Linked DNA regions of Homo sapiens: region 2 is linked to region 1. A link is a contact called in ENCODE Hi-C or POLR2A ChIA-PET data. All regions are on one chromosome and are shown on one strand. Each heading gives the region's core, a stretch centred on a gene start or an enhancer-like site at or near the end of the contact. The rest is flanking DNA. Distances are from core to core; before and after follow the strand shown. Region 1 has its middle 84 kb from the start of PTGER2. Region 2 has its middle 38 kb from the start of PTGER2.

Region 1 (5,568 bases), core at 66-2,565:
CTTGCTAGAGGACTGGAGTGTAAATCACCTAAGTGACTTAGGTTGATACAAATATCTGTTATAAGATTTAAGGGAAAAATAAAATTATCCCAAGGATGTAGCTGACTGGGAGTTGTCAGAGGTACATCGGGACTTCAAGGTTTTGTTCAACTGTCATCCTCTTGGGGCAGAAACGAAAATGTCAGTAGTTTGAGACTTCCTTTTTGCTTTAGGATAACCACAAATTGCAATCTTGTGGTGACATCAATTGTAGAAGTAGGACGGAGAAATGCTGGTAGCTCAAGAAGAGGTGAGATACCTGCAAACCCTGTTTGAACTCTGCACTTATCTGTTTTAAAGCAGGAAAATGATCACATCATTCTCTGGCTCAAAAATTTCAAATGGCTCTCCATTGTCAGTAGGGTCAAGCTAGACTTTTTAGCCTAGTCTATAAGGTCTGCCACAAATCAGCCTCAATTTACTTTTCTGGCTTTATGACTGCCCCAGCCTTGCCAGCAGCCACACTACACTTTTCATCATTCTCTAAACAAATATATGTATCCTGTAGTCTTGCTAAGGCAATGCTAAGATGTAATTTTAAGGTGGGGGGGCAATAATAATATTAACTTCTAATCTCATGGGGTAGATAATAATAATAGTCACTATATACCAAACATTGTGCAAAAAACATCTTACACACATCAACTAATTTTAACCTAATCATAATCACTTTTACTAATTTTACTGTTAAAGAAATTCAGGTGTTGAGAAAGCTGCCGAAGGTCATACAGTTAGAAAATGGTGTAGCCAGTATTACAACACAGATTGTCTGGCTTCTTGAGCACTGTGACATTGTGGAAAGACCTGTACTCTGGAGACGGATTGTTCTGCTGACATTTGAGCCTCCAGAAACGTTTACTGCCTCTGCTGGCTTCTGCCAGCTTTACAAGACTTTGCTGGTTAAATTTGAGCCTTGCAAAAGAGAAAATGGACAAAATCTCCCTTAGAGCCGGTGTGCTCTTTATAGCTACAGTGTGCATTGTATTTGATAATTTTCTGTTTTTGTCTAAAAAGGACCAAACAAAGCTGAGAGTGGCTCTGTATCAACTCTCTTGCCGAGAACTCTTACTGAGTTAATAAGAGAAATGTTTATGCGAGTTGTATAATTTAAGCTTTCCATGAGAATGCACTGAGTTAATGGATAACAGCTGTGGGTAGTAGTAGTAAAAACAACTTGGCCATACCTGAAGTGCCTTCATAGTTGGAGAGACTGGCCTGCAGTGGTTCTCTATCTTGGCTGCACAAATCACAAGTAGAGTTTTTGAGCAAGACCCCGTGACTGGGCCCCGCCCCAGACCAGTTAAATTGTATTCTGGTGTGTATGTAAGTGGGTGTGGGTGGGCAGGCATTGGTAGTTTTTGAAAGCACCCTAGGTGATACTAATATGCAGTTAGGGTTAGAACCACTAGGCTAGAGAAGAAAGGGCTGTGCTTATGTATTTGTTTATGGTGATCTGCAATCCTTAATAGTAATCCCAATCCCAAATTAACTTGAAACCTGAACAATACAGTCTTTTTTTAACTATCCAAAATATATCCTTAACATGTGAAGAATGGCAGGACTCTGAATGCATACATGAGCTACTGAAACACAAGACAGGTTAGATACGGGCTGTCCCTTGGAATCTTGTTTTTCAAAGTTTGGTCTAAGGATTTGCATTATCAGCTTCAGCTGGGAGCTGGTTACAATGCAGAACGTCAGGCCCTCCCCCTCCGTCCACTGAAACAGAGTTTATATTTTAAGGAGATCTATACTTTCAAGTGTGAGAAGTGCTGCCTTAGAGATCATCTCTTTCAGTGCCCTCATTTTGTAAACGGGAGAAGAAGAAACAAGATACGAGCGAGATTATGGAACCCACCCAGAGACTGCACTAGAACACTGGGATCCTAGAGACCACGTCTGCTGATGCCAGGGCCTGCAACCTTTCCACTCCATTGCACTGATAGGTCATAAAAATAAATTATGGTGAGTTTCTTTCCCTGAGTGAATTCAGATTATCTCCCTTTCGCATCAAGAGTTTTCCAGGCTATGGGATGAAAAATGGAGCTTTAAATGATCAACTCATGTTTGATAAAGGGGAAAAAACTCCTACTATAAAATGTATACTTTTAAAGTACAATTGATACATAAAATTTAAATTCACCTTGTCATAAAAGAGAAAAATATAGAACTACCGTAAAAACATTTTTTTTTTTTTTTTTTTGAGACGGAGTCTTGCTCTGTTGCCAGGCTGGAGTGCAATGGCACGATCTCGGCTCACTGCAACCTCCTGGGTTCAAGCGATTCTCCTGCCTCAGCCTCCCGAGTAGTTGGGACTACAGGTGCCCGCCACCACGCCCGGCTAATTTTTTGTATTTTAGTAGAGATGGGGTTTCACCATGTTGGCCAGGATGGTGTTGATCTCCTGACCTCGTGATCCACCCCCCTCGGCCTCCCAAATTGCTGAGATTATGGGCATGAGCCACTGCGCCCAGTCATAAAAACATTTTTAAGAAAGAAAAACGTGCTTTAAATATGAAGCTATATAATAGAATTATTTTCTTTGAACTGTAGGGAATAAAAACAAATTTTATATAACAAAGATTGGGTTTCATTCCAATGAAAATTTCCGTTTCATCTGTATTAGAAGTTATTTTTTTGGGTAGAAATTTTTACCAGGGTACAGATTTTTGATGTGAAAAGATGTCATTGTTTATATCTCTCCATAACTGAAATTATTTTACTCTCAAGCACTAAATTCTGCCGGTGGTGTTGGAAGACTTACTATTACACTTGCTGAACAATTTCTTTTGGACTAAATGCTAAGGCAAACACCAGGGTTCACCTCCTTGTTGAGGGGTGAAGGTGAGGAGGATAGTGAGGGTGCTTCCATAGTGTTTAGCATTGGGACAAGGCACAGCTGCCACATAATGTCCCGTGTACTAGCTGAGTGGCATTTGTCTGGTCCCTGACACTACACTATAACTGGTGTCTGTTGCCCATGTCTGCAGCTTAGCCTGCTGCTCTTAAGTCCACGTAACCTGCATCCACTTTGTCTCAACTGTCTTTTCGGCTCCGGAATCTCCCAAACTTACTTGGGGGCTCTTCCATTCTTTCCATGGCTTCATGCCTGGCCTAGAGGAGGGTAGTGCAAAGCACAGGCCTTTCTTAGAGACCTATTGCAGCTGACCTCTCTGGTCTCAGCATTTAGGAATCTCTCTTGCCTTCCTGTTGGTGGAATGCCTGTCCTTTTGGTAGGAATTGTTCTTACGTAATCACACATTTCTTCTGTTCCACGATTCATGGTATAATCTGGTATCATGTTTTGGCTCCTGATATTTAAAAGAAATTTATATTTGGAAAATTTTAAAGACTTTTTTTTCCCTCCCAATGCCTGAATCTTACAACTGAATGAGGTCTCCCCAAGGGCTCAAAAGCCAGGAGCTGAAGGTGCTTCTTCCTTTCAGGCTGGATCACCCATGCCCCGAGAGCTGTGTACAAAGCCCCCAATACTACTTGGGTGGTAGAGGGAAGAGTAAGGGCAAACACCTGGAAAATACATTTTAAAAACCCAAACACTACCCTGCCCAAATCCTGCCAATTAAGCCATATTTTAGGTCTAGTATGCTGTTTCTGAATTTCTACATATGAGAGGCAGGGAATTCAATTCTATAAACTTTTTTTGAGTACTCTGTGCAAGATACTCATAAGGTCCCTGCCCACAGGTGGCACATTAGTTTCCAGTAGGATGTAATAAGTTACCACAAACTTGGTGGCTTTAAACAATGCAGATGTATTATCATAACAGTTCCAGAGATAAGAAGTACAAAATCAGTCTCACTGAGCTAAGATCAAAGTGTTGGCAAGCCTGTGATTCTTCTGGAGCCTTTATAGGAAGAATCTGTTTTCTTGACTTTTCCAGATTCTAGAAGCTGCCTGCATTCCTTGGCTCATGGCCTCATCCTCCATGTTCAAAGCCAGCAGTGTAGCATCTCCCCTCTCTGGTCTCTACTTCCACCTTTACAGCTCCTCTCTCTGGCCCACCTACCTCCCTCTTATAAAAACCATTGTTAAAGGACTAATATCCAGAATCTATAAGGAACTTAAATCAATAAGAAAAAAACCAACTTTATTAAAAACTGAGCAAAGGATATGAACAGACACTCCTCAAAGACATACATGTGGCCAACAAGCATATGGCAAAAAAGCTGAACATCACTAATGATCGGAGAAATGCAAATCAGAACCACAATGAGATACCATCTCACACCAGTCAATGGCTAACATGCAAAAGTCAAAAAATAACATGTTGGCAAGGCTGTGGATAAAAGAGAACACTTATATACTGTTCGTAGGAATGTAAATTAGTTCAGTCCCTGTGGAAAGCAGTTTGGAGATTTTTCAAAGAACTAAAAATAGAACTACCATTCAATCCAGCAATCCCATTACTGGGTATATACCCAAAGGAAAACAAATGGTTCTAGCCAGAAGACACCTGAACTTATATGTTTATCACAGCACTATTCACAATAGCAAAGACATGGAATCAACCTAGGTGCCCATCAACAGTGGATTGGATACAGAAAATATAGACATATACACCATGGAATACTACATAAAAAATACTACATAGCCATAAAAAAGATTAAAATCATGTTCTTTGCAGCAACATGGATGCAGCTGAAAGCCATCATCCTAAGTGAATTAATGCACAAACAGACAACCAAATATTGCATGTTCTCACTTAGAATTGGGAGCTAAACTCTGGATACATGTAGACATAAAGATTGGAGCAACAGATACTGGGGACTCCAAAAAGAAGGAGAGAAGCAGGGAGGAAAGGGCTGAAAAACTTCCTATTGGGTACTATGGTTCATTATCTGGGTGACAGAATTAATAGAAGCCCAAACTGCAGCATTACACGATATATCCTTGTAACGAGCCTGCACATGTACCCTGTGAATCTAAAGAAGAAATTAAAACTTAAAAACAGAACCTTTGTGGTTATACTGAGCCTTCCTGGCTAATCCAGAATCATATCCCCACATCAAGATTCTCAATTTAATTACATCTGCAAAATCCCTTTTACCATGTAAGGTGGCATATTCACAGGTTGTGGGGATTAGCATGCTGACACCTTTGGTGGGGCAGGGAGGGAGTATTATTCACCACAAGGGTGCCAGGGGAGAGGACAAGGATAACAGATACATGGCCGGGAAATTTTCTGAGATATGAATTTATGTTTTTCTTCCTGTATTTTATTATTTATCTTCTCGCATTTAAGCAGGGAGCCAGGCTCTGACCTTGCCTCAGAGTGGGCAAAAGGCAGAAGTTCCTGACAAGACACTTCCCTTTCTGACTTTTGGTTTTTAAAAGCCAAAGTGCATGGAGGAAGTGGGCTGGGTGTCCCGGAGGGAGAGGGGAGAGGGAAGCATGAAGATGGGGTGGGGGTGGTGGCTCCCATCCTTGGGGGTAGGTGGGTGAACCTGGGAATGGTGTGGGAGCTCTTGCTCCCTGGAAGTGCCCTGGGGAGTGATGGGACCTCAAACC
Region 2 (5,431 bases), core at 1,472-3,971, 48 kb after region 1:
GAAATGTGCCTGTTTTTAGAGTTTTGATTTTCCATAATTATTTCTTATGTTCTCTCTTATTTAGTTAAGTTTTAAAATATATCAAGCAAAAACCACTACAAAATGAAAAGCAACACAAGTATATGCATTTATAAGTCTAAAAGAAAATATTAAATGGGTCAAAGGGAACTAGGGAATGGGGCAGGGAGGGGATAGGGAAGAGTGTTCATTTTTGAGTCAGAGCTTCAGTGGGAATCAATATGAGGAAAACCTTAGCAGACTCCCATTCTGGAATGACTTCCTGGGGACTTTTCTTTTTTGCTAAAATCTTGGAAGATCTGTGTTTTACTCATAAGGGAGGCTCTTTTCTGTTATGATGTACTTTGTTTTACTTAGCACATGTAATCCTAAAATTACATTTATAAACTGCTTAGTAAAACTAGAAAAGTTAGATACTTAAATTTCACTACACACACACACACACACACACACACAGTGAGAGAGAGAGAGAAAGAGAGAGAAAGATGGGGTCTCTCCCTGTCACCCAAGCTGGAGTGCAGTGGCACAATCATGGCTCACTGCAGCCTCGACCTCCCAGCTTAATTGATCCTCCCACCTCAGCCTCCCAAGTAGCTAGGACTGTAGGCACACGGCACTATGCCTAGCTAATTTTTATATTTTTTATAGAGACAGAGTTTCACCATGTTGCCTAGTCTGGTCTCGAACTCCTGGGCTGAAGCAATCCTTCTGCCTTGGCTTCCCAAAGTGCTGGCATTACAGGCATGAGCCACTGCGTGTGGCCTCACTTCATATATTATCAAGGCACTTCATAGGTTATTGTTTGTGTAAATCCAAGTTTTGATTTACTAAGTTTGCTAAAGAAGGTGGAAAATAGTTACTCTTAAGTGTCTTTATTATCTAAAAATCTTAGTGATAGATTTTGACTTGTTTGCATCTTACTTTTTTTTCCTGGAATAAATTTGACTTTCTTGGTTTATTAAAAGAAATTCTGGTTTGTATAACTACTTGTCAGGCCATGAAATGTGCAAAACCATGCATCTTATACCTTTTTATTTTTTTATGTGACAGTTGCACTTTTGTTGTCCAGGCTGAAGTGTAATGGCACGATCTTGGCTTACTGCAACCTCCGCCTCCCGGGTTCAAGTGATTCTCCTGCCTTAGCCTCCCGAGTAGCTGGGATTACAGCCATGCGCCACCACACCCGGCTAATTTTTATATTTTTAGTACAGACAGGGTTTCTCCATGTTGGTCAGGCTGGTCTCGAACTCCTGACCTCAGGTGATCCACCCATCTCGGCCTCCCAAAGTGCTGGGATTACAGGCGTGAGCCACCACACCTGACCTTTATACTCTTTTATTTGTGGTTTTGTGGGAAAAGACCTTGACAATAATATTATTAATGTATTAAAAACATTTCCCCAGGATGTTTGATTTTTAAAAATAATTTATAATCTAAAATCTGTAGTGTCTAGCTTTTATATAAAATGTGAGCTACAATGTTAACAACATTGCCAAATGGCTTACTTTAGTCATTCTCTGAAGAGACTTCCTTCTTTGCTCTTTCTACTCTACCTCTCTGCTCAAAAAATCCCAAATAGTAACCTCATTATATGTTATTATGATGATTTATAGGAATGATTTATAATGTGGATTACTCTTTTTCAAAAGGATCTGGAGGGACGGCTTTTTTTGTAGAAGTTTTTGAAAAGAGCCACTTAATAAATAATAAGCAATGTTTGTGTTTTTTGCAAGTGTAGCAGTGGGGTGCAAGGAGAAAAAGAAGAGGACCATTAGAAGATGGGGATGGCTGTTTGTGTGAAGTTCTCATCTCTTGTGTTTTCAAGTCCTGAACGACAGGGATTATGTCTGATGCATGTTTGGTTTCCTTGTGCAATGCTTTGAAGTGTCTCCCTTCCAGGAACACACAATTCAAGAGAAAAGTAAGATAAGTACACAAACAACTATAGTTCTAAACAAATGAGCAATTGCGTTATTTGAAACGTTTTAGAGGCTATTTTAGAAAGAAACGCAGCTGTAGTATTGTCAAGTACACAGAGTAAATTGAATTCACTGCCAAGTATTATTAAATTTTAGTTACTGATGATGGCACAAGTTTTTGTTGAAATGTTAGACTTGTTTTGACCTTCAAATTGTGTTAAAAAGTTTTAACCAGTTTAAATTTGGGTGTATCAACATTTTAGTTTTCTGATAATTAGTTGGTTTGGGGCACACCGCACAGGAAAAGGAAGAACAGAGAGGTTTTACTCAGAATCAGACCACTGTGGTTGTTTTTCTCCCAGGGTGATACGTCTTTAGGGGCATAAAAGGGTTAAGGGAAAAATCGTAAAAGCACCACAGTGCTTACAGTCCCTGAGTTGCTTCACTGAATATAAAACCAAGAAATCTCCTGTTAGCCAATCATTAATCTAGGTGTTGACAGCCCATTCAGTTTACTGACATTTATATAAAGCCCAGAGAGCTGAAGAAAATCAAATCAGGTTTTAAAGCACTGGAAAGAATGACATAGTTAAAATATAAATGTCTTTCTTAAAAGTTGATCATTACTGGAGGGGAAAATATCACATCCCTGAGAGATGAAATGTTTCAGGTCAGTAATTGTACTCTGTGGGTTGTACCTATCTGGAGCTGCATAGAAATGTACTGATGTGGCCCTGAGCATCTCATGGGCCCTCCAGGGCGGAGGATGATGTCCTCCTGGGCCAGACGGCATCAGAGGAGAAAATCCACCCTGGGGGAAGATAAATGTTTTGTAATAAGTGTGAGCAATTGGCTGAAGGGAACAATTACTTTTATCTTTGCTACTGAGCCTCTGGATTCTGCCAAGTATATTTATGCTCCTTGGCAAAGACTGGATTTTAATTTCTTGGCAAAACACACACAGACATCTCTCTTACAATATCTAGTAAAAGATTCTACTTTGTAAACACTCATTCTACAGGGTTTAGAAGCTAGTGTGGGGGATTAGATCACATGTGCCTCCTTAAATCTTCAGAGAGGAAAGAATTCTTCAGGAAGGGAAAACTTCAAGGCAGTTAAGCAGAGGAGGTCTGCCTGGTGAGTTATTTAGTCTGGCTCCTCTCCTTTTAAGTGCTCTCACTGATTCTGAGAGACAGGTTGAGTTCTTGATGCCGTTTAAAAAACGTAGCCATACCCTCCAGCTCACCCTTCGGCTCCTCATGAATTCTGTGCCATCTTGGGCTTATCTTTGTTTCTAGCTGGTGTGAATGTGACGATGTAATTTCAGCACTATGAAGTCACTGAGAACACTGGAGCTAGCGGTTACTGAGGTTATTAAGTGTCACTCAGGGCAGAATTCCCTATTAAATTGAGCCAAGGATACAGGCATAAGTGAGCTCCTGGCACAGGGCACTAAACAAAACTGACAGAAAGAAAACTTTGGGTTGCTGAAACCAATGGCCTTCTCTTGTGAGCAAATGCTCTGACATGGAAAAATGCTTTGCCTAGTGAGACAGATTGCCTCCTGCCTGTGGCCATGCTACTTAGGAGGAGCCGTATGATGCGATCCTAAGGTCCGTGATCAGTGATTCTGAACAGCAACTGTTTTGTTCAAAGGTTTGTGATCTGGGACCCCAAACAGCAACTGTTTTGTTCAAAGGGAGAGGTGTTATGTAGCAAAATCATCAAGTTGATTTTTTTCCTAAGTGCTATGCATCTAGTGCATGGTAACATGTGGCCTACCTACTCTCAGCTCCTGAGATTACAGACAGGCTCCTGAGGCAAATAGCCCTTAATTAAGGTTCTGGTACTATTAACAAGGATTTAAATGTTCATAGTTTAAGCCCCCTTTTTATAATGAACAAAATGATTCTTTACACCCAGCCATACTAATTCTACAACTTCTAATCCTGAGCAAGGATGGCGAATTTGTGACACATATGAGATAGCTCTCCTTGTTTGGTGCCCTGGCAGACATTCATTCACTCATCATGACATTCCAATAAGTCTTCAGAATTCATGTCAACAGAGCGCTCAGGCAGCTGTTGCCCAAAAGGCTTCTTACAGGAGTATAAGAGTGTGTCATGGCATCCAAGAGCAGAAATGCAGGAATGGCTTGCTACTGGAACTTTTCATTTTATTGGAACCTGTCATCACTGTTCCTCCTTGAGCTTTTAGGGTAGGCAAATAATGACCCCCCGTCCCCCACCACACATAAGGTGTCCTAATTCCTGGAACTTGTAAAATGCTACTTTATATAGCAAAAGGAACCTTGCAATTAAATTAAATATCTTGAGATGGAGAATTTATTTTGGATTATCCAGGTGAGCTCAGTGTAATCACAAGAGTCCTTAGAAGCGGGTAAGAAGGTCAGAGTCAGAGAAGATGTGACCAATGGAAGCAGAGTGGAGTGATGTAGCCATAAGCCAAGGAATTCAGGCAGCCTCAGATGGAAAAAGCAAGGAAATAGAATTTCTCCTATCGCCTCTGAAAGAATGCAAACGGCCAGCCAATTTTAGACTTCTGACTTCCAGCACTGTAAGATCACACATCTGTATGTCTTAAGCCATTAAGTTTGTGGTAATTTGTTACAGCAGCAACAGGAGATTATACAGCACTCATCTCCTTTGTTTCTCTTTACTGAATGGCTTTTTCTGCCCTTTAGTTCACAGAGCAAAACATGGCCTCCCCAGAATGCCCAAGCTTACACATGGCAGGGACTGTCACACACGTAGATTCTGACTCAGCTTTCTCGTCTCCATTTCCAAATACCAAAAAGAGAATGTGCCCAGGACAGCTTGGGTCAGGGGTTTTCCCCTTGGTTGGCCAGCCAAACCCAAGGTGCAAGGCCATACCACATCATGTTTCTTGTTTTGTGTGTGTGTGTGTGTGTGTGTGTGTGTACCCATAAATATTAATATCTTGGTTCTTGTCCTTCAGTATAAAGAATTGCTTTCTAGAGATTTATAGCTAATTGTCCATGTGCTGTTTACATTACTGTTCTTAGTGTGAGATTATATATTTTTCCAAAATCACAATGACCACACTTATTTCTTCATGTGCAAAAACACAGTTTTCTTGATTGGGGAGTTATTAGAATCCTAATATTTTACTTCCATTTTTTTTGTTTGTTTTTCTCATGCCATCTTTTAAGAGCAAAAGATAGGGCATGCATCTTGATTCTTGATTAGATAATGCAGTCCATAATCCATGTAATTATCTGGCGTTGGCACTATTCACAACAGCTGCTAACTAGATACGACCTGTATGCCAAATAAATAGGATAAATTTCCTGCCCACAAGGTTATATTCTAACAAAGGAGGCTGTGTTCTAGAAAATTTTGAATAATGAGATTTGGGAAAGGATTATACATTTTATCGTGTACTCTGCTTAAAAAATAAGTATGCTCTTCTTATGTCAGAACATGCTGTGAAAATAACAGTCACTAATCTTA

Evidence for each region. Hi-C counts contacts between places; a loop is a spot of excess contacts on that map. ChIA-PET counts read pairs that join two places held with the same protein, here RNA polymerase II (POLR2A). Pooled maps may share reads with other maps.
Region 2: a map of prostate gland shows a loop between it and region 1 (9-fold over the local background). The contact joins two enhancer-like sites. A Hi-C loop is called at or near these places in 6 of 168 maps with a recorded cell type or tissue (CD4-positive, alpha-beta memory T cell, PC-3, naive thymus-derived CD4-positive, alpha-beta T cell and 2 more), 7 of 37 single-sample maps with no recorded cell type and 15 of 50 pooled maps. POLR2A ChIA-PET finds 5 or more read pairs at or near these places in 9 of 52 experiments (HEK293T, IMR-90, OCI-LY7 and 6 more).

The regions. Positions count from the first base shown.
Region 1 is chr14:52,395,713-52,401,280 of GRCh38, reverse strand. No RefSeq gene overlaps it. Among named protein-coding and RNA genes, the nearest start is that of PTGER2, 84 kb to the right of the region's middle. Within about 2 kb of position 1,315, at least 2 of the 41 ENCODE cell types and tissues checked have a DNase peak (open chromatin) inside an H3K27ac peak, as active enhancers do.
Region 2 is chr14:52,349,226-52,354,656 of GRCh38, reverse strand. No RefSeq gene overlaps it. Among named protein-coding and RNA genes, the nearest start is that of PTGER2, 38 kb to the right of the region's middle. Within about 2 kb of position 2,721, at least 7 of the 41 ENCODE cell types and tissues checked have a DNase peak (open chromatin) inside an H3K27ac peak, as active enhancers do.